2 separate regions of the Mus musculus genome follow, and region 2 is linked to region 1. A link is a loop called in an ENCODE intact Hi-C map of the cell type or tissue named here. Cell type or tissue: gastrocnemius. All regions are shown on one strand. Each heading gives the region's core, and the rest is flanking DNA. Links, peaks and the distances in the headings are about the cores only.

What was found. Peaks named below come from ENCODE experiments on the same cell type or tissue, not always from the same donor. Only the 100,000 strongest peaks of a DNase experiment are listed, where the experiment ranks them.
Region 2: it touches region 1 in a loop (2.6-fold over the local background); 12 of 42 quality-filtered maps call a loop at or near these places.

The regions. Positions count from the first base shown.
Region 1 is chr7:116,603,289-116,618,280 of GRCm38, forward strand. No RefSeq gene overlaps it. Among named protein-coding and RNA genes, the nearest start is that of Gm46018, 47 kb to the right of the region's middle. In gastrocnemius, for the core only: a CTCF peak has its summit at 5,371 (motif pointing left); DNase peaks (open chromatin) are centred at 3,168, 3,658, 5,318 and 6,914; H3K4me3 peaks cover 1,192 bases; H3K27ac peaks cover 1,128 bases.
Region 2 is chr7:116,328,674-116,343,665 of GRCm38, forward strand. It overlaps Rps13 (ribosomal protein S13), which reads right to left and starts at 5,517. Exons shown (of 6, transcript NM_026533.3): 1 at 5,412-5,517; 2 at 5,227-5,275; 3 at 5,023-5,101; 4 at 4,256-4,425; 5 at 3,706-3,806; 6 at 2,834-2,910. The coding sequence starts at 5,434. The coding sequence ends at 2,877. It overlaps Pik3c2a (phosphatidylinositol-4-phosphate 3-kinase catalytic subunit type 2 alpha), which reads right to left. Exons shown (of 33, transcript NM_011083.2): 29 at 14,302-14,419; 30 at 14,138-14,210; 31 at 13,689-13,798; 32 at 13,479-13,604; 33 at 8,603-11,550. The coding sequence ends at 11,368. It overlaps Snord14a (small nucleolar RNA, C/D box 14A), which reads right to left and starts at 4,584; the gene lies at 4,498-4,584. It overlaps Gm10589 (a long non-coding RNA gene), which reads left to right and starts at 5,496. Exons shown (of 2, transcript XR_869889.2): 1 at 5,496-5,609. In gastrocnemius, for the core only: a CTCF peak has its summit at 7,643 (motif pointing right); DNase peaks (open chromatin) are centred at 5,530 and 7,653; H3K4me3 peaks cover 2,318 bases; H3K27ac peaks cover 2,374 bases.

The sequences.
Region 1 (14,992 bases), core at 2,194-10,193:
AGATGACATCACCCCCAGTCAGCAGCAAGTAGTCTAAAGAACATGACCTCACTCCTGCCTCGCCATCGCCCCTTCCCAGTTCCTCATTTTTACAAAAACAAAAAGGGAAGAATGTTAGCTTATCGGTGGTGCCTCCCAGGGATCTACCAACAGTTTATGTCATCACCAGTCACCAGGTGTAGGCTTAGATTTCTTAAACCTACTTTTAATAAGGTCTCTCAAGTGCTTTGAACCCCCCTTCTAGCCCACCATCTAAAGGCAGGGGAGAAAAGAAGAGGGCGTGGACCTGTTTAGAAGTAGTTTCTTGGGACAATTCCAATCTCCGTTTGTCAGGATACCAGGAGTCCAGTTCAGTAGTGTCAGGATATCAAACATGAATCAGCAGCAGTGACACAATCCAGCAGAATAGCTAGGCCTCTGCCCAACTGGCTTGAGTCAGTGGGAGTGACCAGGACCAGCCAAGATGCCAGGAGAAGTTCTCAGCTGCAACTCTTTCAACAAAGTGAGGATCAGCGAAGATGAAGACCAACAAACTGTTGCAAAGCTATCTATGCAAGCACCTGGTCATTGTTTGTTGAATCCTACTTATACTGTCTTCAAACCTCACGTGTCCTCCACAGGTCTTGCCTCAGCAAAACACCATGTGAGTTGGCCTCACCAGATGAGTTTGCATCACATGACCCAACCAGAAACTTCCACTTCAGCCAGGCGTGGGTGGTGCACCAGGTAGCTTATAAAAGATTGCTTGCTACCCCACTCTCTTTCTCCTCTCTCTTTCACTCTCTTTCTCTCTCCATTCCCATGTGTTCCCAGCTGGCCTCTCTTACTCTCTTTCTGTCCTTCTCTGCCCCCACACCCCCTTTCTCTGCCCTCACGAGTCTGTCCCTACTCCCCTCCATTACCCCAAATAACCCCCCTTATACCTGATCTGTTGGACGGTGTGATTTCTCAGGGGGTGCCTTGGCATAGACCTGCCAGGTACCCCTATCTGCCTGCCACTGAGTTATATTTCATAGCACTCAGAGTGCCTGCTGTCCTGTGCTGGGCCTCTCCAAATCCTTGGCTTGGCCCTAGTGTTGTGGCATATCCTTATGGTTCCTTGGCTCTGTAGCATATCTTAGGTGTTGAAACCCAGTTGATAGGCATCCAGGTGGAGGGTCTTTCTGAGTTTTCTGGCTCCTGGTCTTCATCAGGGTGTCTTCAGGATATCAAGGCAAGTCAGAGGAGGAACGGGTGGCTTGACTGAACATTCAGAGGGCCATGCAATATCTTGCTGTGCCCTGAACAGGGTAATATTGGATCTTGTCAGACACCCCCATCCCCCACTCCCAGACTGAGATCCCCAGAACCAGGATAGAACCAGAAACAAGAGAGACAGATGTCACAGAGAACTATAACTTACCTGGGGAACCTTCCATATAAAAGAAGTTTGTTGTCTCCTTTTTGAACATGGCTGTTCACTCTGGAAGTTCATAGATATTGGGTTTCAGACCTGAGACAAGGGGTTGAGGTATATATTTTACATACCAAAGCAGACCTGGCCTGCAGGTCCTCCCAGCATCTCTCAGTCCCAATCTGACGACATTCCCTGCCCTCTTTCCAGTCCAGGAGCTGGGCATGCCCACACCCAGAAGCTCTTTCCTATATAATTCAGACATTTTGAAGTCCCCTTCTTCCCTTCCCTTCCCTTCCCTTCCCTTCCCTTCCCTTCCCTTCCCTTCCCTCCCCTCCCCTCCCCCCCTCCCCCCCCCACACATGTTTTGTCTTTCTCCTCCCCTCTATTTCCCTTCCCGTAGAGACTCTTCCCCCACCCCATCCCTGCAGCCTAGTTCACTGGGACCCATGAATCTGCCTGGGAGTGGCTTCCCAATAAACCTGCCTTTATATACTCTAATCTTGCTTGAATTGGTTCATTTCACCAGCAGAGAATAACGTATCAGTAGGACTGGAGTCATGTACCTCCTGCTGGCTCTCTGACTCCAGGAAGGTCCCAGGGCGAAGGGCCTGGCTTCAGAATTTGGGTGGATGGTCTGATCTCTCTGGGAAGCTCCAAATGTTAAACCTGAATATGTGAGGGGAAAGAACAAAACCACATCTGTTGGACTAAAGCTAGTGTTATTTTAGAGGCGCACCAGGGACTGGCCAGCTGGCTGTCTCACCTTAAGTCCAGATTTGAGAGAACAACTTCTTTCTGGCTTTAAGAAACAGCTATAAGTGGGTTTATAGGGGAGGGATAATTGGCTGTTGGAAAAAATATATTTAATGAACGGTAAGAATAAAAGCAAGGATGTGTATCATGCAGCGGGGAGTTATGTAGTGTGGGGTAGAGGCGGTCATGGGTATAGATTAAGGTTTCTTGAAACCATATTTTGTAAGGCAAAGGCCAATCACACATCCTGGGGTCCTGAGTTCAGTATAGGTTGAAAAGCATGATTTTCAGGGTACATTAGGTTCAGGAAACAGAAACTTATTCTTGTAAGGGATGGAGATGGAACAGTTCGGCTCTTTAACTACAATGTGGCTTCCCAGTTTCACAGCGTCTATGTGCTGAGTTTCATGGCCTGAAGAGGACTTTGATCATGGTGTCAGTTGTACAAAGGTCTGGGAATCTGTTCCAGGGCAGCCATAGCTGAATCGGAAGGCTGGCACAAAGGGCATCTCAGTTTCTTGAGGAGTAAAGGAGATGGTGGCACCTAGAAGCTCTCAGCTTAAAAGTGGGAAAGGGCAGTCTGGAGCCACCAGGAAGGAACAGGTCACCTGTCTGTGGCCCAGACTGACCGCTCTTTTAGGTCCAAGGTGATCACCTTTAATGGTGTTGTGTTGTTACATCTCTGTAGTAGTATTGTGTACTGTGTACTGGCATCTTTGTAGTAGTAGGTAGCCCCATTGGATTTTTAAAACCAGAAATGTCTGCCCCAGCATCTATAAAAGTAGTGGCCATGGGTTCTTGGAGCCTTCCTTCTGATTCTCTTCCTGTAATACCCTTGTGGTTGGGCCATTGCTTTGGGATAGTTTGGCCGTTCTTCCAACGTCTCCTTTCCTTACAATGTGCACATTGACCCCTTTCCAGTGTGGTTCTTTCCATCTTTTTGTTTTTGAGGCTCCTCCGTTGGACATGAGCAGTAGAGTCTCAAATGAGCTGACTGGAAGGCAGCCAGCACATATGCTGCCTGCCAGCCCATGGTCGGTCAGCATCCAAGGCAGCCTGCCTGCCTCTCAGTGTCCTGGTTATCTGGACACTTCGATGAGCTGAGACGTATCCATCCCTACAAAGCTTGCTAGCCTTTGGAGTTTGTACTGATGTCTGGAGTTGACTGAATGACAAAGGCCAAATCTAATGCCCTAGCATTTTCCAGAGACAGTGGATCAAAAGAGGTGTAAATTCAGAAAGCAGCTTGGAATATTTTTTCTGGGTTCTAAAGAACCCCAATAGTTGTAGACAAGTTCGTGAATATGCATTAGGGTCCCAATCCAGGCGCCTTGATGGGAAAGGTGTGTCAAAAGTGACTAGCTCTTCAACATCAACTACCAAAAAAAAAAAAAAAAAAAAAAAAAAAGCCTTCTTGCCTCTTCCCCAGTATGTTTCCCCTTTTGGAAGCAAACAGGGTCAGATGGAGTTGTTGGCAATCGTTCCAAATGGGGCGATGGATGCAGAGAACAGCATCCAGCAGGACAATTAGGCCTGGGACTTATCCAGAAAAGGTGGGAGGGGGTCCTGGGTCTTCCAATTATACAGATTTGAAGTAGAGGAAAGAACAGAGGTCGGGAAAGGGCGATGACCCTCCTCTAAATAGCTACTCTGTGCCCCAGGAGGGCACAGCATCTCCACCAATGGAACAACAGAAGCTGGGGTCTGAGTAGAGTCTGGGGCATGGTGGGACCTCAAGTGGAAAGCCAATGGTGGAGAAGGTGGTGTGGGAGGGGGAGGTTGGGGAATTGGATGTCTCCACCAGGAGGGAAGTAAAAGAGTGTATAGATCCAGAAGGGGAAGTGGGTGAAGGGGTGGGGGCAGGGGTGGATAGAGTGGGGTGGGACAGGATGGGAAGGAGGGGCCTGAGGTGTGTGTGTGTGTGTGTGTGTGTGTGTGTGTGTGTGTGAATCTGGAAGAGGTAGAGGACACGGAGAAGATGGCCTGAGGTGGGCTTGGGAGAGTGGGGGGTGGGGGGGTGGGGGGGGAAAGCCTTGGTTTCTTAAGGTGTCAGGATAGGTGTTGGGAGACAAGTGACAAGGAATTTTTTAGAGACCAAATTAGTAGATTTTCTCAGCTAAGGAAATAAGTCAATTCAAGCGGAATTAGAAGTAAAAAAGGGCAGGTTTATTTGGGAACGACTCCCATGCGAGTTTGCCAGCCTCAGTGGGTGAGACCGGAAAAAGTCTTGGGCAGGCTGTGACAGGGAAGTTTTTTATGGATTGTAGGCGAAGGATAATCACGTGTCTGCTACACGCTGGGCTTGTGCCCTGTTGTGGTCATCTTTTGGGGGGGGGGAAGGGGGGCTTAGGTGGCTGGCGACTTCAGGGGCGGGGTTGGGACAGCTGTCAGGAACTGGGCTTGGGTGCCTTTCTTCTGCTCAGAGGCTTTCCGGAGTGGGGGTTGGAGAGAGGGAGGGATCGAGTTTACTGACTTGGGGGTGGTGGTGGTAGGGATAGGGAGATGGGTGAGGGGGCAAGCTGGAGGCTCCAACTGAACACAGAACAGCAGAATAATCCCTAGAAGCAAACTGTTTAAGCTGAACAGGTGGGTTTAAACTAGAGCCCCACTGATCAATATAAGCTGCCTGATCAGGACGCGTGGGGGCCGATGAAACCTTGAGCCAGACTGCCTTCACGATAGCGTTGTCCAGGGAACTGGTAGATGGTCATTTCACTTCAGAAGAGGAGCAGTTAATCTCAAAGTAAGTGCGCAGCCTTTCTTTTCCCATATTCCTCCGCAGCTCCTTGGGAGAAATTTTTTTTTTAGCGCATACACCAAAGGGGTGAGAATTTCGAGTCGATGGTCCTCAACTTAATTGACTAAAGGAAGTTCTATTATGACCAAGTTAAATGAGAGAAGACCCCACTAAACACCTGCCACAGCTCCCTTGTTGGTGGGACTCATCGAAACTCCACGTGTAGTAGGGACAGTTGACTCCAGGATCGGATTGGTATGGCTGGAATTTCCCTCTGTCCTGGAGAGGAAAGACTACCCGCCCCCCATCCCACTCCACCCCACCCCAACCCCAAAAAACAAAAAACAAAAAGACGAATGATTGAGTGCCACCTAGTGGCAGAATCCAGAACAAACAGCCGTAGACTCTCCAAGGATCAAAAAAAAAAAAAAAAAAAAAAAAAAAGCACGTAGGGGCTGCCACCTAGTGGCACAATGCGGAAAACCCGGCAGAATCAGCTTTAGCTCCACTTTTCTTCTGGGGAGGCAAGAGCCAGGAGGCAGGGTGGAAGGGTGGATAGAGGGGAGGACAGGACTATTAATTAAGGACTCAGAACTCCTAATTTGCTTAATCAGAGTGGTTGTCAGTAATTATCTCAGGTACATAATTACATTGGAGGTATCAGGGAGATTCCCCTGGCTCCGTGAGGAGCCGTATTCCTGGCCAGGCAGAGGTGGTGGTGGTGGTGGTGGGGTGGTAGTGAGGGGGCCGGCCCTGACAAATTTTCCAGGGCCGCCCTCCTCGCAGTGAGTCTGGAGAGATATTTTCCCAAACAGGAAGACAGAGTCCTCTTAACACTCTCAAGAGTACTGAATTAAGTTCTGGGTACTGAATTAAATTCTGTTTCTGGTTTCTAGTTCCGGTTGATGGAAGGGGAGACTTCTGGCTAAGGAGACACCCCAAAGAAAGGGCTTCTTTTCCAGATCAGGGATTTAGGTCCAAAGAAGACCCAGTTCTTTTGGAAGCCCTCTTCCTGATTTAGTCCTCCTACACTAAACTAGCATGCCAGTAGTAGGGTTACCCTGTATTCTGGTTATACCTCTTATGAGAGATCTGGTTTTGGGATTGCTGAGTGAATGTTTGGCCAACTGTGTAAATAATGTAAATGATTAAATGCATGACAAGAAAGTTTGACCCAGGTAGTTGTAGTTGTTTGATTTTGTCACTGGTGGTTCTGTTTTGTCTCCTCGTCCTATTTGTCTCCAATCCTCTTGGTCTCTGAGAAATGTCTTGGTGCCCAACTTCAGGGATTTAGCATTTTAAAAGGCAAAACCACAGAGATGTATCAAAGTTCCACCAGGGTCAGAGTAATCCTCCAGCATTCACTCCTGGCAGAGCGCAGCAGTTATTTTAGACCGAACTTGGTGATTATTTTTGTAAATACTTCTGTAAATACTAGGAGTCAAGGTCATGGAAATCTCAAATGTGCTGCCGAGGCGGATATAACCGAGGCAGGAGTGGGGCAAAGGGCTGAGAATTATCAAAGCAAACACAAAATGGAGTCAGAACAGGATGCCATTGCCTTAGCCATTTCAAAGCAAATGTCAGGTCCCGTCTACTCAAGGCCAGAGGTTCACAAAGTGGATTGACCCTAAATGTGTCTACCACAATTGGGTCTAACTATCAGGAGCTGAGTAAATTCAGGGACCATGGCTAACACACACACAAGCTTCAACGTGTTTATGATTATTGATGCGGGAGATACTTGGAGCTAATGTCTGTAGGGAGTGGTATGCCTAGGACCATCTCTTCCAGGACATGTCCTTGAGAGCAGCCCTCCCATGACTTGAATCTTGCCTTTGATAGGAGAACTATTTTGAGAAACTCACCAGCAAAACAGAGCCCAGAGTATTCCGGGCAGCTGCTCCCAGACTCCAGGCGAACGATATTGGCTCAACCCTGAAATGGGACTCGTTTCAAGGGGACGGTTCCTTCCTTCTGGATTGAGCAGATGCTGCAGCGGAGGACATGTGTCCACTCAGAGCAAGGTTGAGAGAATCAAATTAATTTCTTTTATGACCCGAGGCGAGTTTGAAATTGGCTCTTGCGAGATGAAAAACGAACTGTGGAGCCTCTCGTGAGGCTTCTGCTCCCCTCAGCCTTAGCAGCCTCTTCCTGCTTGTCAGGGCTTCGGCAAGTTAATTGGGGTGGGAGGCAGCAATCTGGTGCCATGCCACAATCCCCAAGCACTGCCTGTGGGAAGGACAACCAGGCAGCCCCCACTTAGGTACTGGCACTGGGGTAGGTTTTAATGATGTCATGGAAAGGAACCATGGATTTACAGTAGCACCAAAAAGGAGTAAAACTTGTGTCTGTGTAATCCTGTAACTGGTTATATGTAGAGGGTGTGTTCCTCTGATCCTTGACCTGTGGTGATGAGGGTCTGACCTCCCGTTTGGACAGCATGCTGGAACTAGAATAACCATATACTACTCTAGCTTGCTGAAACTCTTCCATCTGTATATCTACTGTCCAGGTTTGGCTATCTCAAAAGCATTCCGTCTTGGGCAATGAAAGTATAATAGTTGGCCTAACCCAGGGTCCTCAGCCTTAGGGCTGTTGACACTTTGATCTGGTGTTCTGAATAGTTTTATGTCAACTTCACACATGCTAGAGTCATATGGGAAGAAGGAACCATAACTGGGAAATGGGCCCGTGGGCCAGCCTGTGGTGTATTTTCTTGACTGATGATCAATGTAGGAGGGCCCAGCTCACTATGGATGCTGCTACCCCTGGGCATGTGGTCCTGGTTGCTATAAGAAAGCAACTGGCTGAGCAAGTCAGTAAACAATGCTCTTCCATGGTTTCTGCATCAGTTTCTGTCTTATGTGTGTACCCTGCCTTTACTCAGTGACAGAGTATGACTGGAGAGTTGTAAGCTGAAATAACACCCTTCTTCTTCAAGTTGTTCTTGGTCATAGTAGAAACTCCAACAAACATGGGTGGCTAATCTTTCTCCTCCTCTTCCTCCTCCTCCTTTCTTCCTTTTCCTCTTCCTCTTCCTCCTCCTTCCTCTTCTGTGTATCTACCCTCTAGGGGGTTTTGGATATGGAAACTCGGGGCTTTTTTCCCACTGAGCCATTTTACAACCCCCCCAACCCCTCACAAATTATTAAGTTTACATGAGTTTGTGGAAGTCTGGGCCCAGTACCCAGTGTCCAGTAGGCATTTAATAAGTGGTAACTGGACTCGCCCCTTCTGAAACTGTCCATGGTCAGCGTGATGAATCTGTGTGTTTTTTCTGAGCTCCATACTCCTTTCAGGAGAAGCTTATACTGCCTGTGGTTGTAAGGGACTGCCAGGCACAGTCTCCAACTCCTACGTCCCCTGACAGGCTGCAGCATGACCCAGGTGCTGTCTTGTGGGGATCCATGCTTTTAGGAGAGCGCCTCTGGACTGTGAGTGGTTACAGTCCGCCCACTTTCTGCCCCTCCAACCCCGTACTTCTCCATTTTGAGTGAACATTCAGATGTGGATTGTGGTCCAGAAAGTTCTGAGACTCCACTGAGACACAGACACGTGTGTTACTAGGTAGCAGACTCTACATGGAGCAGGATTTCTAAAACACCCAGATCTCCACCATTCAACTCAAGAGCTTTGCAATGAGGCAGGTAGCCCCATGAAGGCCAATGAGATCCTGACTTAAAGAGGTGGGGCCTGGGCAGTAGGGGCTTTGAAGCCTGGTGACTGATCTGCGGCCATGCTGGAGATCTATTGCTGTAGAGGGCATCTTCAATCTGGCCTTCCTGAATTATGAGATCATCATCATCATCATCATCATCATCATCATCATCATCATCATCATCTGATGTGAATTACACCCACCTGTTCGCTTGTAATTGACAGGATTTTCCACTGGCCTAGAACTTGCTGATTTAGTTAGGCTGGCTGGCCAGGAAGCCACAGGGGTAATATTTAGTAACACATTAGGAGCATCATTTCCAAGACACAGTAAGTTAAGTGGCTGCCTCCAGTGCCCCAGCTCCCCACAGGGAGGCACTGAAGAATTCCTGTCTGAGCAGAGAGTCTGTTCCAGGGCCTGTGTCTGTCCTCATGCAACCCTTAGTCAATGGATGTCGATCTTCATCTCCCCGGTGCCAGAATTACAGGTACACAAAACATAGCAAGACTCTATTTAAAAGCATGTTTATTTCTGTTTTATGTGTATGGGTTTGCTTGTGTGCCCATAGAAACCAGGAGAGGGTGTTAGATCACCTGGAACTGCAGTTATAGGTGTTTGTGAGCTACCGAGAGGATGATGGGAATTGAACCCAGGTCCTCTGCAAGATCAGCCAGTGCCCTTAATTGCAGAGCCACCTCTCTAACCCCTGCATGCTGGGCTTTTTATGTGAGATCTGGGAATTGAACTTGGGTCCTGATTCTTGGGCTCTACTGACAGAGTCACCTCCACAGTCCAAATGCTTTTATTGTTTAAGATTTCTGTTGCTTGTAACCTAAGAATCCTAGTAGAGAAGGCAGCACAATCAAGGCTCTTTTCAATACGTCTGGCCTCTCCATTCTGGATCTTTCTGTCACATTCCCCCTCCCTGAGATGAAGTTTCAGTTTTGTTTTTGTTTTTGTTTTTGTTTTTGTTTTTGTTTTTTTCTTGTTTTGAGACAGGCCTTGCTGGCCCTCAACTTCAGATCCTGTAGAGCCAGGCTCCTGAGCACTAGGATCCACAATTACATCTCCATGGCTGACCTAAGGGATTTTAATCTGGTTGGGTGGTGCAGTAGGGAATGTCCCCTCACTCTTTTCCCTTCAAGGTGTCTGGAGGCAGCTTCTCTCTAGGAATACTTTCTTCTCTCCTTAGTCCCAGGCCTGGTTTGGGTGCATGACAGCTTCACTGGTGTTTGACAAGCCACGCCAACTGACAGGAGTGTGAACCAGCCTCTCTCACCTGTCAGGTGGTGACAATGGGTGCTGATGGTCTGCAGCAGGCAGAGCTGCTAGCAGCTGCTGGATGGCCGTCTTTCTGTCTAAGGCAGACTGCTTGGATACTTTTGCAACTCAGGTACAGCCAGAGTATGGGTCCCTGAACCTGGCGCATCCATCCAGTGGAGCAGATGCCTCCCATTCAAATTGGGCCTTTTTAACCTGGGCCAGTTGACCATGACCCCAGAGAGTCTTCCCAGGAAAACTCTAAGCAAAGCAGCTGTACCTCTGTCCAGATGTCTCTCTTTTCCTCCATTCTCTCTGCTTGGATGGCTGCCTCACCTGTAGAGTTGGTTAAGCCCCTAAACAGGCAGGGCTGACATTTAGTCACACTTCCAAGATACAGTAAGCTAAGTGGCTGCTCCCATGCCTGTCACCAGTGCCCCAGCTCCCCACAGCGAGGCACTGAGGAGTTCCTGTCTGAGCAGGGATGCAGCTCTGGAGCTTGTGTCTGTCCTCATCCAACCTTTAGACAGTGTTAAAGGTGGGATGTTTCCTGGTTCCTTAGCTGCAGCTCTGGGAAATAGGCTGAGCGTGGCAGGGCCAGCCTGAAAGGCTCAGAAGCCAGACCCAGGGCTGCTTGCCTTTGGGGAGAGGGCCTGGATATTGGGGAGGGGTTGGGGCAGAAGTTTGCTCTTCCTTTCTGCCTATCTTGACCATGTGCTTGTATTGCTGAAAAAAAGAAAAAAAAAAAAGAGAAAAGGAAATAAAAGACATCTTGAAAAAGATAAGAAGCGGAGAAGAAAAACTACCTACACTCTGGAAAAAACTTTTATCAACAGCAGATCACTGGAAGCTTGTATTAGTTCTATGGTCATTTTATACACTACTGGTTAATTCATTGTGTGTGTGTGTGTGTGTGTGTGTGTGTGTGTGTGTGTGTGGTCGTAGACCCTGTTCTATTGCTGTGAAGAGACACCATGGCAGCTCTTATAAAGAAAACATTTAGTGGAATCTTGCTTACAGTTTTAGAGCTTTAGTCCATTATCATCATGGTGGGGAGCATGGTGGAAGGCAGGCTTGGTGATGGAGAAGTAGCTGAGAGGTACATCCTGTTCTGCAAGGATATATATATATATATATATATATATATATATAGAGAGAGAGAGAGAGAGAGAGAGAGAGAAACTGGGGCCTGACATGGGCTTTTGAAACTTCAAAGTTCACCCTGCCCAGTGGCATATTTCCTCAAACAAGGCCACCACGCCTCCTAGTCCTTCTAATTCTATCAGAGTTTCACCCATGGTGATTAAGTATTCAACTATATGAGCCTATGAGGGCCATTGTTATTCAACCACCACAAGTGTGTTCAGATATCCAGGTTTATGTGTGCTTGCATGAAGGAAGGCCAGAGGTCAACCTACGATGTCATTCCTCAGGATCATCCACTTGTTTGTTTGTTTGTTTGTTTGCTTGTTTTTTGAGACAGGATATCTCTCTGGGACCTGGGGCTCAGCAAGTATGTGAGGCTGGCTGGCCAGAGATTCCTGGGGATCTTCCTGTCCCTGCTTTTCTAGCATGGGGATTATAGGAACACCACACCATGCCCACTTCTTACATAGATCCTGAAACTCAAACTCAGAACGCTCTGTGTGTGTGTGTGTGTGTGTGTGCGCAAAACACCTTACCATCAGAGCCATTTCCACAGCCTTCTTATTTACCTTTAATTCTTACTAAAAACCAGAAGTGGTGGTACATGCCTGCAAACCCAGTACTCGGAGGGTTGAGGTAGAAGGGTTGCTGTGAGTTGAAGGCCAACCTGGGCTGTACAGAGATCCCATCTCAAAAATCTCAATACTAACAACAGCAACAGCAGCAGCAACAACAATAATGTGGTTCTTTGAGTGAATGTGGCCCCCATAGACTCATAGGGAGTGGCATTATTGGATGTATAGCCTTATTGAAGTAGGTGTGGCCTTGTTGGAGGAAGCATGTCACAGGGGGTGGACTTTGAGGTCTCAGAAGTTCAAGGTAGTCCCAGCGTCACTCACTCTTCCTTCTGCCTGCTGAGCTAGATTACCTCTTGTATTCTTATCTAGCACCGTGTCTGCCCGTGTGCTGCCATGTTTCCAGCCATGACAATGGACTAAGCCTCTGAAACTGTAAGCCAGCCTCAGTTCACAATATTTCCTTATTAAGAGTTGCCATGGTCATGGTATCTCTTCACAGCACTAAAACCCCAACACTGATGATGATGACGGTAATGTCCCACTACAATCATAAATAACCAATTTCTTGGTTTTAGTACCAAAATTTCTATATTCCTGGAAACTCGTCAGCTTCAGGCCAAACAATGGATGGTTACATACTGTCAATCTGAGACAAGGTTATCCAAAGGCATCCTACAGAGTAGAGGCTTGCTAAGAGCCAGGAGGCTGGCTAATGGTAGATAGTTAATTAAGGACATGGTTCAACAGTGGGTACAGTTAGTTAGGAGCGACATAGCTATTGAAGTTAATGGTAGAATCTGGGCTCAGTAACACTGAATGCTGGAGAATCCAGCACTCTGAGGTTGAGGAGATGGCTTAGTGGTTAAGATGCTTGCTGTACAAATAGAAGGATTGGAGTTTGAGTTCCCCAATCCCATATACATGGTGGACATGGCAGAGATAGGGGATTCCCCAGAGCCAGTTGGTTAGCTAGAGTAGCCACATTGTTTGACTGAGAGAACTTGCCTCCATGAATAAGGTTATAGAGCCATAGAGGATGACCCTGACACCAACCTGGGGCCACCACATGCACGGGCACCCCCACATATGCCTACGTGAGCAAGCATACATATAAAAATGGAAAAATAGATAAAAGTGAACTCCCCACCCCCTGCAAAGAACCCTGAACCTCATTCCCCACTCCACATCATATGAACTCTAAGAGATGAGGTAGCTGCTGTTCAACCCTGTGTTTATGGCAGGAATCTTGGCTCTGGTATAGCTAAATACCCTTCCCAAGGTCACACTGTGAGTTAGTTTTGTGCTTCCCACGGATGAGAGTCAGAATAGATTTATGCCACAGCAGGGACCCATTAGGAGATCTGCCAGTTGGCTTAGGATCATGGCTGGCATCTCCTGGAGGAGGAGGCTGGCTGGCACAGGCCAATGGGTATCTGGGGCTGGGGGCTGCTTCTTAGAATTTATATACACAGTAGTAGTAGTAGTAGTAGTAGTAGTAGCAGCAGCAGCAGCAGCAGTGGCGGCGGCAGCAGTAGCCTGGGGCAAAACAACCTAAACAAACTTTTTGAGGATGCTTTGGACTTAATCCCAGCAGCTTGGTAAGATAAATAAGATAAAGCTGGTGTGCCTCTAAGGTTGGGCGATCCTGTTGCTATTACACTTGAAATATTCATGAGAGGCAGGGAAGGATGGGAAGACAGCTCTAGAAACATATTGGGCTTTGAAAAGATGGAATTCAAAGGCATGAAAAATGAATTTCGGGAAATTAATGTTGGGGTGGGGAGAAGGGGTGGGCTGATGGGGTGGGGAGAAGGGGTGGGCATAATGATTGCCCAGAAGCAACAGGGAAGGATCTGGGCAGGTGCGTATCAGACTGGACTATGCTCAGAATTTTTCATCAGGCCTGGAATATTTGAAATGTCAGTCGTCTCATACATCACTGGAAGCCAACCCTTGGCTGCATAGTGGATGATTCTAGCAAGGATTAAGTAGTGTGCTGGCAGGCGCACGGACCGGGGAGGGTGCGGCTGGGCAGGACAGGGGAGACAGACGGGAGAGCTGAGAAGTGAACTCACCTCTGGAAGAGCTGTCAGTGCTCTTAACCACTGAGCCATCTCTCTAGCCCTCTCTAGTTTGCTTTCGGTTGTGGTTTCTGTTGCTGGGATAAAACAGTGACCAACACCAACATGGAGAGGGAAAGGCTTATTTGGTGTACAGGCTATTGTCTATCATCGAGGGACACCAAGACAGGAACTTGAGGAAGGAGCCTGAAGGCAGGAGTTGAAAGCAGAGACCGTGGAGGACCCATGCTTACTGGCTTACATCCAGGCTCTTGTTCAGTCTCCTTCCTTACACAGCCCAGGCTCACAGTGGGCTGTGTTGTTCTGCATCAATTAGCAGTTAAGAGAACAACACCCCACAGATATGCCCACAGATGGAGGTCGTTCCTCAACTGGGGTCCCCTCTTCCCAGGCATGTCAAGTTGACAACCCAGATTACCAATGCAGAGGCAGTGAGTCCAGAGGCTGTTCCCCCTGTTATTTTCTGCAACAGTGTCTCTCATTGGCTGGGAGCTGGCTGATGGTGCTGGGCTGGCTGGGGCAGTGAGTCCCAGGCATTCTCCCGCCTCCACCTCGACTTTTGAATGTGGGTTCTGTCTCTGCAGCACTTTGACTGGGCCATTCTCTAAACCTGGCTTTGCTGGACATGTCTTCCATGTCTCCAAAGCTCAGTTTCTCGCCTTGTAAAAGGCTCTCAGGCTGGATACCGCCCCAGTCAACCTCACAGCAGATTTCATGATTGTGATGGTTATTCTTCATTGTCAACTTGACCACATCTGGAATTAACTAATAACCAAGTGGCTGGGTACACTTGTGAGGGTTTTTTTTTTTTTTTCTTAGTTAAATAATCTGAAGGAAGGCCCATTTTTAAATCCTAATCTTCAAGATAGGAAGCTCCACATTTATTCCATTTGTTGTTGTTGTTTTGTTTTACTTTTTCTTTTTTCAGGGTTTCTCTATGTAGCCTTAGCTGTCCTAGAACTCATTACTTTGTAGACCATGCTGGTCTCACACTGGAACTCACAGAGATCTACTTGCTTCTGCTTCCCAAGCGCTGGGATTACAGGCATGTGTTGTCATGCTCACCATAGTTCAGATCTTTTGAGATGGGAAGTTCACCTTTAATATGGGCCACACCTTCTGCCTGAAGCCTATATAAAGAACATGGAAAAAGGAAGCCTGCTCTCTCTTTCCCTGCTCGCTCTCACTCTCACTGCCTTTACTGCCATTGCAGCCTACATCTTTGGGATTCTAGAATATACTGAAGACCAATTGAGACATCCAGCCCAATGGACTGAACAACTGCTAGATTCTTGGAACTTCCATTGGATTCTTGGACCTTCCATTGGTAAATAGCCATTGTTGTGCTAGGTGAACCATAGCCTATAGGGCATTTTAATA
Region 2 (14,992 bases), core at 4,261-12,260, 270 kb before region 1:
AAAGCTGGGTATTACTGCAGCTCGTGCACTGCTGGGCAGTGAGTCCTAAGAGCAGAGGAGGCGACCTGAGCGGGTTTGAAGCTAGAAGACCGACAGCTGACTTCACAGCAACACCAATCTCTTCCTGCTCCTAAGTCAGGAACAATTAACACCAAGACGGTTTTTACAGAAAGTTATTTCCAATCTAGACTTTTTTTCATTTCTCTGTCAATCAACAGAGAGGCTGAAAAGAACTGTCTCCTAGTCTTAATCATTTCCACTATGCAGAGTTCAGGGCCAGCCATGGCTATACAGAGAGACCCTGTCTCAAAACATGAGACATTGTCTTGTCCTGTGCAGCGGTTAAGCACTTTAGAGTATCTTGAAAGCGCTGAGTTACTAACCGAGACTGGAGGTTAGCTTATGACTTCTATTTTACAGTTTTAGGGGGGAATCAGAACGACTCACAGGAGTGGATTCTCACCTTCCAGCACGTGGTACCCAGACCGGGACTGCATGGCAAGTGCACTTACCCATCAGGCAGCCTCACCAGCTCCGCCCTGAGAAAGTCAAGGGCATGGTTTTTTTGTTTTTTTTTCGAGACCGGGTTTCCCTGAACAGCCCTGGCTGTCCTGGAACTCACTTTGTAGACCAGGCTGGCCTCGAACTCAGAAATCCACCTGCCCCTGCCTCCCAAGGGAGGTGGTTTTTTTGTTGTTTTTTGAGACAGGTTTCTCTGTATAGGTCTGGCTGTCCTGGAACTCACTTTGTAGACCAGGCTGGCCTCAGAACTCAGAAATCCGCCTGCTTCTGCCTCCAGAGTGCTGGGATTAAAGGCACCAAGCCCGGCCCCGAGTGAGGTTTTTTTTTTTTTTTTTTTTTTTTTAAGATTTTTATGTGAGTACACTGTTGTTCTCTTTCAGACACACCAGAAAAGAGATCAGATCCCATTACAGATGGTTGGGAGCCACCATGTGGTTGCTGGGATTTGAACTCAGGACCTCTGGAAGAGCAGTCAGTGCTATTAACCACCGAGCCATCTCTCAGTCCTGGCAGTTATTTTTTTAAAAATTAAAAAAAAAGAAAAACTCCATGTCTGTGTTAAGTACATGTCCAGAGAGCCCAGCAGAAGTTATCCAATCCCCTGGAACTGCAGGCAGGTGGTGTGAGTGCCTGACAGGATTGCTAGGAACCAAACTCTTGCAAATGATCAATTTCAGAGACATCATCCAGCCCGGGTTTCACCGACCTTTTTGAGAAAGGGTCTTGCTATGATCAGGCCTGTCTGTCTCTGGTTTATGACTATAAATGCTACAGTGAACCCAGCACTCCTATGTGGGATGGAGAGTGGAGGAAGCACAGTCAGCCAGCTCAAAGGCCAGCTAGCAGGACTCAGTGCAGGGCAAGAACCAAGGCGGGTGAGGATCCCTAAAGCTAGCTGTCCACCATAGACACACTGCGGTGTGCATATGCCCACACTCAAGAGCAAGACAAACTGTTACAAGCTTACTAAAAGCCAGTGAATCCTTCATTCCAATGTAGAATAAAGCACATGCCAGAGATACAAACCTTGGTAATGGTGGTCTTCATGAACCTGGAACTATTATAAAAATAGATCATTTCAAGTGTTGTCTAAGGCATGTAGCAGATACAGGTCACTTTCCTTCAAAAGGAAGACAACTGAAGAAAACATGAAAATTTTAGATTCTCACTCGAACAGATTTGGACAAATTGTGGACCTGCTGTTTCCATGGGTCGGAGATGTAACCAAGAATATGAAATGCTTTTTAAAGTAAAATGTACCTAACTGGGAGAGGCACATGCCTTTAATGCCAGAACTCAGTACACAGGCAAGTTTCTAAACTTAGCCAGCCTGCTAACAATCGTCAATATGCAGGTAAAGCAAACAGCATTGGAAAACGCATGGTTTTGAGAAAGGGTTACACTGTGTAGCCCTGACCTCAGTCAGCCTGATGCCCAAATATAGGACTAACATGCTACATACCTTTTAACCCCCTTGCCCTTGCTATCTCACCCAATAGCACTGTATCCCCACATTTCTGCAGGTTAAAATCCTTATAACCAGTCATATATCACAGTATCCAGACCTTCATCCCATTCTGTTACTAGGATGAGTTTTTACATACTTGTGTACACTCGCCATATTTTAAATTCACGAAGTTTCTTTCCACCAGCACCGTAACCTGCCAAACCCTATCATCAGCCCTGAGACAATTACTTCAGTGTAGCATCATTACTGTCTAGGCAACATGGCAGACTTCACACAAATACAATCTCTAAGGGTCGGGCTCTTTTTGAAAGTGGGAGTTTGGCCAGGCAGTGGTGGCACACACCTTAAATCCCAGCACTTGGGAGACAGAGGCAGGCGGATTTCTGAGTTCAAGGCCAGCCTAGTCTACAGAGTTCCAGGATAGCCACAGTTGCAAAGAGAAACCCTGTTTCGAGAAAGGAAAAAAAAAAAAAAGGAGTTGGAGTTTGATCCATCCTGTTGACCAGACTACATGACTGTGATGCAGCCAAAGTAATTCACTCCTCAATTGGAATGTACGGACTTCAGCTTTCCTTAAGACACCCCTAGGAAGACAGAATCCACTCAGTCAACAATGCTATACTCATTAACACCTCACACATTTTAAACACTGAATACAAGAGAACTCAAACTTTCACAACTTCCTAGTGTCTTACAGTTCTCCTACATGTTGATAGTAACAACCCACCAACCTTTGTACCAGCTGGACTAGTAGTTTAAGTGGCCAGGGAAACCACCCACTAAACAGATGCCAAACACTCCCAAACACATGCAGCAGCCACGCAGAAAGAACCACAAAACACCAAGTTACTCAAAGTGATTTTATTGCTTGTGCACACAACAGCATTTATGCCACTAGAGCAGAGGCTGTGGATGACTCACTGGGGGGAAAAAAAGAGAGAGAAACTGGGATTAGTACCGGACTTCAGGACCCATCAACTCTCTTGGTGACTGGAGCTATCCCCAAACCGCTACAATACCCAATTGCATACAATGCATCAAACTAAGCCCTAAGTTTAAGCATGAGGATGGACAGGCTCATTCTCAGCCAGACGTCTAAGGCCAAATCTAAGTGGCCAAATGGTGGAAAGATCAACCTATCTGCCATAAACAGTCAATGTCTGTATGCTTATCATAGCGAACAAGTCATGAAACAAACAAAAGGGGGGGATTTCATTCATAGTTTAATCAGCATCTATCAACTATGACCCTCTTCTTACCTTTAGAAGGACCCCCCCCCCCCCCAAGCATCATAAACCAACCAGTTCTGGCTGTCCTGGAAGTAACTGTGTAGACTAGGCCAGCCTCAAATGCAGAGACCTGCTTGCCTCTAGGTAACATTTCTTCCTTCCTTTCTTTTTCTTTTGGTTTTTCGAGACAGGGTTTCTCTGTGTAGCCTTGGCTGTCCTGGAACTCACTTTGTAGACTAGGCTAGCCTTGAACTCAGAAATCTGCCTGCCTCTGCCTCCTGAGTGCTGGGATTGAAGGCGTGCGCCACCATGCCTGGCTTAGGTAACATTTCAAGAGAACACTGTCATGTGATTATATATCATCCATGCAAGCTTCCCCACTACTATGACAGAGATGAACTGACACTTAGCCAAAAAGGCAAAATGCCTACCACTATTCATTATTTACCATCTAGCTGATTTGCCAACCAAAAACCATATACTTACTATTTCCAATTAGGTGGGAGCACCCGCTTAGTCTTATAGTATCGAGCCAATCGGTGAATTCTGCTCTCTATCAGAATCAGGCGGAATTTAGCATCCTTATCCTAGAAATAAAAGAGATTTAAGAAAACCACCAACAAGTAAAGAAACTAAATAGCTTCTATGGTTAGGTTAAGTTCTTAGGGCAATTTTTTTAAGGAGGCAGGGTATCTTATTATTATACAGAATAAGTTGGTTGTCTTACAATGTGTTAGACCAGGCTGGTCTCAAACTCCAACAATTAAGGGCATGCATCACCAAATCCACAGAGGCAATTTAAACTCCTAGAATAAGGCCCATAGCCACAAACCTACACAAAAGCCCCAGCACCTGGGACCAACTGGATGTAATAGTTTAGGGGAGCTAAAAATCAAACCACCTATTTCTAGGAAACTATCATGTTGACTATTAGCCAGCACCCAGAACCACCTGAGAGGACTCAAGTGCGTTCTCCCCTCTGAAGATCCGCAGCGCAAGTGTCTCGACACAACACCTGGTTTGTTGTCCGCCTTACCTTTCTGTTCCTCTCAAGGTGCTTTCGGACAGCAACAGCTTTCTTAATCAAATGGTAGAGATCCTCGGGGAGGTCAGGGGCAAGGCCTTTGGACTTGAGGATTCTCAAGATTTTATTTCCAGTCACAAAACGGACCTGGGCCACCCCGTGTGAGTCCCTCAGGATTACACCTGAAAAGAGAAACACACTCAAGCACACACACATGCGATAAAACCCTAACAGCCAAACTCCAAATTTCCAGCTCACTCAGACATCCAAGGAAGGTCAACCCAACATGGAAAGTCCTTCTGGTGGAAACTGCGAATGTTGGAACACCATCATCACTGTGAGCTTGCCAGAATACATCTGACCAGAGGAAACAATGTGACTTCTACCTTTATATTTAGTATTAACTTAAAAGCAGCCCAACATTTATTTGTACCTATCTTTAAAACTGCATGTTATTGCTTTTAAACCTCAAATTACTTCAGATCAGCTGAGCCCATTTCACATGATTTTTTCTGCATATTTCTAGCGAACTTTTTATATCCTAAAGAGGATATTTTCCTCCGATGAGCAGTTATTCCCAGACTCAGAAGCCAAGCTACCAGAAACGAGTTATTTCCCATTTGTACAAAGTCAGAGCAGCTTAGAATCAATTCAGTTAGATGTGACTCAATCCCAGACAGCCCTTGCTCCGCTGTGGAAGCAGGAGGAACCTTTTTAACATACGGACTAGACACATTTGTTTCTCGAGAGCAGAAGGAAGAGATTACATCAACACTCACCTATCTGGGAGGGAGTCAGGCCTTTCTTGGCCAATTTGTAAATCTGTTCCTTCACGTCGTCAGACGTCAACTTCAGCCACTACAGATGGAAGAGAAATCGGCCTTAGGATGAGAGAGCACGGCGGCAACCTTCCACTTCGGGTCCCATCCTCCCGCGCACCGATCGCTTCCCACGCCGCCCTCCAACCCTCAGCCTCTACTCACCGTGGGGACGCTACGGCGGTAGGGCAGCGCCGACTGGGACAGGCCCTTCCTGAAAACAGAAGATAGGAAGTAAAGCGGCGGCCCGCGCCCCAAGCAGCCCCACTGTCCCTTCACCCGCAGCCCGCATCCTCCTCTCTCAGCCCCGCGCCCCAGCCCCGCAACCAAGGTCGGCGCCGCGGGCTCACCCGGGAGCGTGCATGCGACCCATGATGGCGGAGGTCTGGCAGCAAAGAGAGAACGAGGTAGGAAACGGCACAGGAAATCAAGCCGCACAGGAAGTGACGCCACTCACCGACGTTTGCTCTCGCGCGGGGGCGGGGCTACATAGTGTGGCCACCGGAGCCCGGGAGACTACGCGTCCCAGAAGGCATGGCGGCGAGGCGGTAAGTGTATGGCTGGGTTGCTACGCCTTGAACTCTTGTCTCTAGTCTTGCTCTTAGCCAGAGCAGCAAGTCTGTCTCTAACATCTCTTCGGAAGTCGCATCTGAGGGGACCTAGGGCGTGCTCGAGTCCTGGGCTGAAGGATTTGGATAAGCTGCGGGTTTCTCAGGGCTCCCTCTGCAGCCCCGAACTCGTGCGGTGTGGGATGATCGCAAAGCCTAGGTGCAGCCGGCGCTTCTCTCTAGATCGTTAATTCTAGGCTTCCGAGCCCCGCCCGGGTCTGTCCTCCTGTCTGCGCGCCTTTTCTACACAGGTCGGAGCGCAGAACCGCTCACCCCCGTCGGAGAAGAGTTGGGAACGAGGAAAGAAGCTTCGAGAAGATGAGGGGGAAAGGGACTACCCCGGGAGTTGGTCTTTTAAGGATGTCCTAGTCCGGTTCACCACAGAGCGTTCGAAGAATGGGTGAATATAACAATTTATTGTAAATGCAACAAAAAACAACAAAGACATGGACCCAAGAAACTCAGATCTACAAGACCCTGTTGACAAGTGAAGCGTGAGAGGTTTGAAACAGTACTGAAATACTGATCCAGTTTTCTTTTTTGTTGTGTTTGAGACCGGGTCCCTCAATGTAGTTTTGGTTGTTCAGGAACTCGCCTTGTAGACCAGGCTTGCTTCAAACACACGTTAAGTCTTTCTGCCTCTGTCTCTTAAAAAAATGCTGAAATGATGATGAAAGGTTTGAGCCATCATGCCCAGCTGCGTTCTTTTAACCCATTACTAGTTGAATTACGTTTTCCAAAACATTGGGAACTTGAACCAAATTTGTATTTATTTCCTGGCAAAGTTGTATTTGATTAATTAACCAGATTCACACTTTTAGCCCAGATATGTGATCCGAACATCAAGCTTGGCTTCAATTCGCAATCCCTAAGCAAGAATACTTCATTTCACTCTAACACATTTGTCCGAATACAAATTTAGGGTTCAATAGTCTTTCTCATTTCCACGAGTCACTCCAACACATCTCACCACAGAAACGTATCAAATACTTCATTGTTTCCACGGGTACCCCAATCCTATCCATCATCTCTCAGGCAGCTTAAGTGGTGTCCCATTATGTATACAATCCATTGTCTGCCTAGTGGTTAGTGGTCTCTTTGTAAATCCCTCTAAATTGTGTGTGTTAAAGATTGATTTATTGATTTATTTATTTAATATAAGTACACTGTAGCTGTCTTCAGACACTCCAGAAGAGGGCATCAGAACCCATTATAGATGGTTGTGAGCCACCATGTGGTTGCTGGGAATTGAACTCAGGACCTCTGGAAGATCTAAATTGTTTTTAAAGACTTTTACTGTGTGAATATGGGGTAAGAGGATAACCTTGTGTAGTCTTTTCATCTTTTTACCTGGCTTTGAATATCAAACTAGAGTTGTCAGTGCACAGCAAGCACTTTTGGCTACTGAGCCATCTCAGGGGCTCTCTTTTTATATTTTCTCCATGTATTTGAAATAAAACCCAAGTCCCTGGCCTCATGTCCTTCCACTTTGCCCTTATTTCTACTCATTCCAAGCACATTTTTTTTTTTCCTTTTTGGCTTTTGAGACAGGTTTCTCTGAATAACCCTGGCTGACCTGGTAGACCAGGCTGGCCTCAAACTCAGAAATTCACCTGCCTCTGCCTCCCAAGTGCTGGGATTAAAGGCACCAAGCACATTTCTTTTTTTTTTTTTTTTAAAGATTTATTATTTATTATATGTAAGTACACTGTAGCTGTCTTCAGACACTCCAGAAGAGGGAGTCAGATCTCGTAAGGGATGGTTGTGAGCCACCATGTGGTTGCTGGGATTTGAACTCCGGACCTTCGGAAGAGCAGTGGGGTGCTCTTACCTGCTGAGCCATCTCACCAGCCCCACCAAGCACATTTCTAATCCTATACATAGTAACATGTCTACCTGGAAAAAAATTAATATACTTTTAAAGATGTGTGTCTGTGTGTCTTGTCTGTCTTGGCATCACAGTACCTGCAGTGCCCATGGAGGCCAGTAGAGGGTATCAGATATTTTGGAACTGGAGTTAACAGAAAATTCTTAGTTGCTACATGGATGTTTGAAACTGAAACCAAGTCCTCTGCAAGACCAGTAAGAGCTCTTAACCCCTTAGCCTTCTCTCTAGCCACCCCCCCCCTTTTAAAATTACTTGTTTATACAGCTGTGCAAGCTGAGTGCAGTGCCCAGAGGCCAGAAGACGATATTGGGTAAGAACTAGAGTAATAAGCACTTGTACTTTGTACTGGGAACCAAACTCTAGTCTTCTACAACAGAAAGCCATTGTAGCACTAAGCCATCTCTCTAGCCCACTACCTGCAATAGTTTGAACTCTAGTACCGGCAAACAGCTTGGCACTCAGGCAAAACTCAGTTATTTCAAAGGATAAGCTTACATAAGCCATCTCTCTCTCTGAAGATTTTGGGAGCCAGAGGCTTTTTATTTAATGTATGAATGCTCTGCTGCATATAAATCTGCCCACTGGAAGAAGTCATCAGATCCTCTAGTAGATGGTTGTGAGCCACCATGTGGTTGCTGGGAATTGAATTCAAGACCTCTGGAAGAGTAGCTAGTGCCCTTAGCCGCTTAGCCATCTCAACAGCCCCTTAATTGTCCTTTCAAGGTCTTTATACTGGTTTTTTTTTTTCCAAATTATTAGAATGGTTAGAGAGCCAGTCTTGTGCTCATAATCCAGAATAAAGGTATGGTGTTAATTTGCACTTCCGAATGTGGCTAAGTGAACTTTCACAGACCAAGAACCATGCCTACAGAATTCACATCTCAGGAAATGATAGGCTGTAGCAGATTATCTAGACCTTCAAAGAATCACATTCAAATTCAGGATAAATTTTACAAACTCCTGGGTAAGATGCAATAATTATTAAAGTTTAAAACCAAAATACTGAATCAAGAAGGAAGGAAATGACAGCCAAGTTCCTTTATTTCAGAAATATTTTAATTGTAGTATAGTTATGAAGTCACATTTAATTCAATGAATATATTCCAAGTATTAATAAAAATATTATACATCTTAACTCACTATGCTGATATAATTAAAGCATTTTCTTCTTACAGGCGACACTAGTAATCACATGTATGTTTGCATTGCTGGTGAACAGCGTGTAAGTAAATGTGTATCATAATAGCAGGTCTTCAGTGTTTGTTTAAATCTGAGTTATCAAAAGTGAATTTTTTTAAATGTTACAATTCATGAGTCTTAGAAAGAATTAAACAATTTAAGGCAAGATTTTGAACTTTATATACAACTTTAATTTGAAAAAAAAGTACTTAAAAAAGATACACATGCTTTAACAACTCATTCCCATAAACACAGTAATATAAAGCATTGGTGCCAGTCTCATTGGATTCCTCAGAGAAAACAGGTTCTTGGGATGAGCGATCATCTTCAGATCCTAGAGCACTGGCAAGAACAAAGAATTCTGGCACAGGACTTGTATGTAGCAGACTTATTTTTACTTGAAGGTAGTTATAAATATGATATACATAAACATTAGTGTCTTGGCCTGTCTAGCGTTCTCGTTTTCCGATGTATTTTAAGGTGACTGTTAAGAAGCTCTAGAAGCCAGCTGACTATGGTGACTGCAGCCGCAGTGCACAGAGGCTACGTTCTTCCTCCCTATCACTGTTTTTTTGGTATGGGCTGAAGATTAGCATTTTACAAAGAAATAACTTACATTAAAATATATGTATTCTAATGACCAAAGAAGGCACAAATTGAGTAAAATTAAGAGACAGTATCACCTTTTGAATTCTTGTTAACTATACAGTATTACTTATAATATATACTTTTAGATATTAATCAGATTTCTTGTCACTGAAGTGACATTACATTTTTAATTCTGTTTCTGCTAAGATACACGGTAACAGATCACAAAAAGGTCCACGAGTCCAGTCAATGACGACCTTTTACAAACAGCATTTTTTTAAGTCTGGGTGACCCATGGAATGGAATTAGGTTTCTCTCAAAAGAAAAAAAATATTCTAGTGCTACTTACATCTGCAAAACTATTTAAGGAAATGTTAATTGTGGAAAAAGCAAACAACGGTGCTTAGATCTTCATTTCAATTATCAAGTAGACAACACAGTTTAATATAAAAAATTCACATACTCATACAGGTTTCCCTACAAATGGACCATAGTGTTAGGCACCAAATATTTCAAGTTTTGATTTTTTTTAAAAAATGTATTCCAATGATAACACTCTTAACTCTTAATTTAACTCTGTAAGCATCATCATTTCTGTCAATCACTTTGTACAGTTCATAAAAATTTTATTCTAGCGAACTGAATCCGATTGTCCTTTCTTGGTACCCTTCATTAAGTAGTTTGTCAGTTTTCTCTTAACTACCAAATTTGCTACATCTCTATTACCTTTCTAAAAATATTTGAACTTCTAACCAAGAAATTTATTATATATACATGTTTATCAAAACTAAACAAAATTATGTCTGAAATGGGGAATAAAAATGAATCTTTTTTTATTTTTTGAGACAGGGTTTCTCTGTGTAGCCTTGGCTGTCCTGGAACTCACTCTGTAGACCAGGCTGGCCTCGAACTCAGAAATCCGCCTGCCTCTGCCTCCCAAGTGCCGGGATTAAAGGCGTGTGCTACCATGCCTGGCTTTAAAAATGAATCTTATTCTTAATGGCTACTCCACAGTAACTTCACACTTCTCTCTTGCAATTTTCATTTCAGTATATTACAGAAAATAATTCTTTCATGTGAATGTACAATGTTTCCAAATACAGGACAGTTTACACAACACCTTCCATAAATGTCTAAATTAAACTCCTTATCCTGCCTGAGCACGTTACCAAACAAAATAGGGAATAAGGCTGAACAATTTCCATTTGTTTAATGAGGGAGTAAAGTATAAATACATGGAAGTGAAACTCCAATTTCAGTTCACACCCTTACAAATGATAATGGAATGATAGAATTTAGAATACTAATTTTGAATATCAATCTCATTCAATTACGGGGCAATAAACATTAAGTTAAATAGCTTAATAGTGAAAACAACCAGAAGTAGAGGAAATAGTATTTCTGTGGAGAAACCATTAGTAAATGTGCATGACTTGCTGTCCTCAGTAAGGTGAAAATGCATGAAAACTACTTGCTCTTTAATCAGAAGTAGAGTGCCAGTGAAGCATGTAGTTAAGTAAGGCACTGTTATTTACAACTTCAGTCATTGGCACTTACTCTGAAAAGGCTTTAACAATGAATAAAAATCGTATTTTTTTCTATTCTATAAACGACTTAGTAGTTCTCAGCATTCTGACTACTATTTGTGCTTTGCGTTTCAGCCTGTTGAGTAGCAGCTGCATCTTTCCTTTGGTGTCTGTGAACATACACAGTGGTAAAGGCTGTGAGGTGCATAACAAAAAACAATTTGCTGTGTCTGTGTAGGAAGAGTACAGACAAGGTGACCAAAATGACACAGTATTATGTCAAAGTCTTTTTCAGGACTTAGTATATATTAAGTTTGGGATTGGTAGCACTCAACAAAATAACTTTGAAATAGCAATGGCTTCTATAAAAGTTAGTCATATGACTGACAGTTGGTCCAACATGTTAAGTTTATAATTTCTGCCAAAGTATGAAATTATACAAAGTTCCCAAGTGTGTGTATGTGCGCATGCGCACACATTTATAACTCCTTGTTTCCAAAGCTCAGAAGTCGGAAGTTTATAGATACGTTGCCGCAGTCAGCTGATACCACTTAACTGTCTCTTTGCTCAAGTTGAAATCTTTCAGTGGCAGGGTTATTCCACCCAAGAAGAAATTCTCCCGCAGTGATTCTGCACTGAGTACACTCAGTTGAAGTTCTCTCTGCCTCAGAGTTTCTTTGCTGTATCCACTATATACAAGCTAGAGGAGGGGAAAAAGGATAAGGATTGGTTTCTTGGAATCTTTTCAACAAAATGTAAGACATCAGTCAAAAAGTGATGCAATGAATGGCACTGACTAGAGCAGCAGAAGCATGCTTTTAACTTCTGGTCTGTCAGTGTTTAACTCAGACACTGGGTAAAGTAGGACCAATCACTGTCAAAAAACAGATCCCCAAACTCTCAGTCATGGTTTCTGTGAGCTGGAGTGACGGGGAAAGAAAAAGAAATTACCTGGTGATTACCTTAAGGTGATCTAATCGCTGGAGAAAAAAAAAGAGGATAGATGGAAAGCAAGTTTGATAATATAATTTTAAAATTATCTTCCAAAAACAGATTAAAATTCCATTTTCTTCTTTCTTTTTTTTTTTTGGTTTTTGAGACAGGGTTTCTCTGTATAGCCCTGGCTGTCCTGGAACTCACTGTGTAGACCAGGCTGGCCTGGAACTCAGAAATCTGCCTGCCTCTGCCTCCCGAGTGCTGAGATTAAAGGCGTGCGCCACCACACCCGGCTAAAATTCCATTTTCTTTAAATGCAGGAAATGGTAACTTCTTAGTCATAAGAAGATACAAACACACAGTGAAAGTGCAGTTCTCAGCAGATCTGCAGTGCTCAAAGCTACTGTTACTTCAAATCTTCATCACAACACTCAAATTTTTTACTTTTCCACAGAGCTTTACAGTAAGTTCTGAGAAATGCTCTAGTTCGTCTTATTGTCTGACTAAAACAACCACATGGACGCTTGCATCTTACTGTCTTGACAGGGCAACATCAACTATTGGATTAACTAGTGGAAAAGCCACTAAACACCCCACTGCTATTTTACAAGAGTAATACCAAGTGTTCTTTGGTAAACATTACATGCATTTTTAAAGAGTGAATGATCTTCTATAGGTAGGTGTCTGTGAGTGAGAGTGAGAGACAGAGACAAAGTCTTCTAATTGATAGCCCAGGCTGACCTTCAATTTACATTATAATCTTACTACTTCAGCCCTCTAAAGAGCTATGAGTACTGGAATTTACCACCCCATCTGGCTTTTTACTCTTCAAACTTTATTCATTAAATTTAAAAAAAATCATGTATATTCATACATGTGTAGGTGCCTAAGGAAGCCAGAGGATGTCAGATCCCCTAGAACTGGAGTCAAAGGCAGTTTGAAGTTCTCTGATATAGGCACTTGGGCTGAACTTGGGTCCTCTGAAAGTAAGTGTTTGTAAGTGCTGAACCATTTCTTTAGTCACATGCTTGGTGATAATCTTGATAAAAGTTCAAGTTGTCTTCCAATCTCTGACCAGACATTTTTTGTGTGGATGAAATGCTAAGATACATAAATAATATGTCTACCTGAAAAATACTTAAGGGAGCAAACTGGGGGAATTTTAGCAGGTTTTAACTGATCTGCTAGTTGGCGATGAGTATCTCAGCAACAGTTGTACTCAATACTGTTCAGCTCACGTGGGTTTTTTTTTTTGTTTTGTTTGTTTTGTTTTGTTTTGTTTGTCTTTTTGTTTTTCGAGACAGGGTTTCTCTGTGTAGTCCTGGCTGTCCTAGAACTCCCTCTGTAAACCAGGCTGGCCTCGAACTCAGAAATCCACCTGCCTCTGCCTCCCGAGTGCTGGGATTAAAGGTGTGCACCACCACATCGGGCTTTTTTTTTTTTTTTAAAGAGGACCTGGGTTCAATTCTCATCAGCTACAGGCAGTTCACAGCTGCCTGTATGTAACTCCAGTTCCAGAGAAACCAGCACCACCTTCCGGCCTCTGTGTGTTCCACACACATCCATTGCACTTACATACATGGCAGCAAAACACTAAATACACATAAAAACAAGTAAACCTTACAGAAATAAAAGCATTGAAATCTGAAAACAACTACTCTTCGAAATTTTTAGAAATGAAGCTTAGCTTACCATTTCATTGAATGTTGGGTTCCTAGTTTTACGTGAAATTTTGGTTTTACGTTTTGACGTTTTGTGGGTATCTGGAAGCAGGTATGTTTTGACATAGGGATTTGGGTCAGCCCCATCTTCAGTCACCTATAAAGAAAAGCAGTCTCTTTATAGTGGTGCTTCCTACCGAGGTACAAATTTACTCTACAGTCAGCATTTGTCACCACTCACAAGATCTTTGATGTGCATCACCATGATGAAGAGGGTGCCATTTCGGTAAGAAACAGATAACTTCACTGCTCCTCCTATTTGGCCCAGAGTTGGGCTGAAGGGAACTGCACCTGAAAACAGAAATACTTTCCTCTTTATCTCAATGTGCCTGAAATGGCTCACACTTCAGCAAAAAGAACTGCTGCATGAGGGCACGGTGAGAGGCAGCAGATAGGAAAAGTAGATCTCATGCCATGCAATCCCCTCTTCAGACCTCTGCAGGCATGTGTATGGTATACATGAATACATTCAGGCAAAATATTCATACACATAAAATCTTTAAATTAAAAAAAAAAAAAAGGAAGGAAGAGCTGATTTCTGGCCTCCACACACATGTATCCACACATCCACCTCTACCCCATCACAAAAGTCATCAATTATCAACCAGGAGGAAATAAGTATAAGCTCACCTGCAGACCTAGCTATTCCTTCAGCTTTCTCATCACGAAGTAAAGGGTGGAAAAAAGTACAAACAAGATCACACTAAGATTGAAGAGAAAAAAGGCTCATTAGTTAACTATTATATAACACAAAGTAGACTACGTTATATTTACTTCTTAGATTGGAAAGTCACCTCTGCTACATCTGTTGATGCATTCATCAAACTCTGTAAATAACTGTTTAATTCAATTTTCCTCTTGGCTGCAACATCTTTTATGTGTGTTCTTCCAAGAACCATCCTATTAGGAAAGCTACAAAAGAAAAACAAAAACATGATTTAAATTATTTTATCAGAAAGCATTTGGAGACTCATGAACAGCACTTACTTAGAAATATACTTTGTTATATTTTTGCCCATATCACTCAAAGCACTGGGAATAAGCTACCTTTCCTTCCTTTCCTTTCCCTTTTCTTTTCCCTTCCTTTCCTTTCCTTTTCCCTTCTCCTCTCCCCCTCTCTCTCCCTCTCTGTCCCTCCCCGCCCCCCCTCGGCTAAGAGCACTGACTGCTCTTCTAGAGGTCCTGAGTTCAATTCCCAATAACCACATGGTGGCTCACAAACATCTGTAATGGAATCGGATGCCCTCTTCTGGTGTGTTTGAAAACAGCAACAGTGTACTCAGATATATAAAATAAATCTTTAAAAAAATGTGCTCTCTCTCTCCTTCCTTTCTTTAAAAAAAAGACTTATTTATTATATATAAGTACACTGTAGCTGTCTTCAGACACATCAGAAGAGGATGTCAGATCTCATTATAGATGGGCTGTGAGCTACCAATGTGGTTGCTGGGATTTGCACTCAGGACCTCTGGAATAACAATCAGT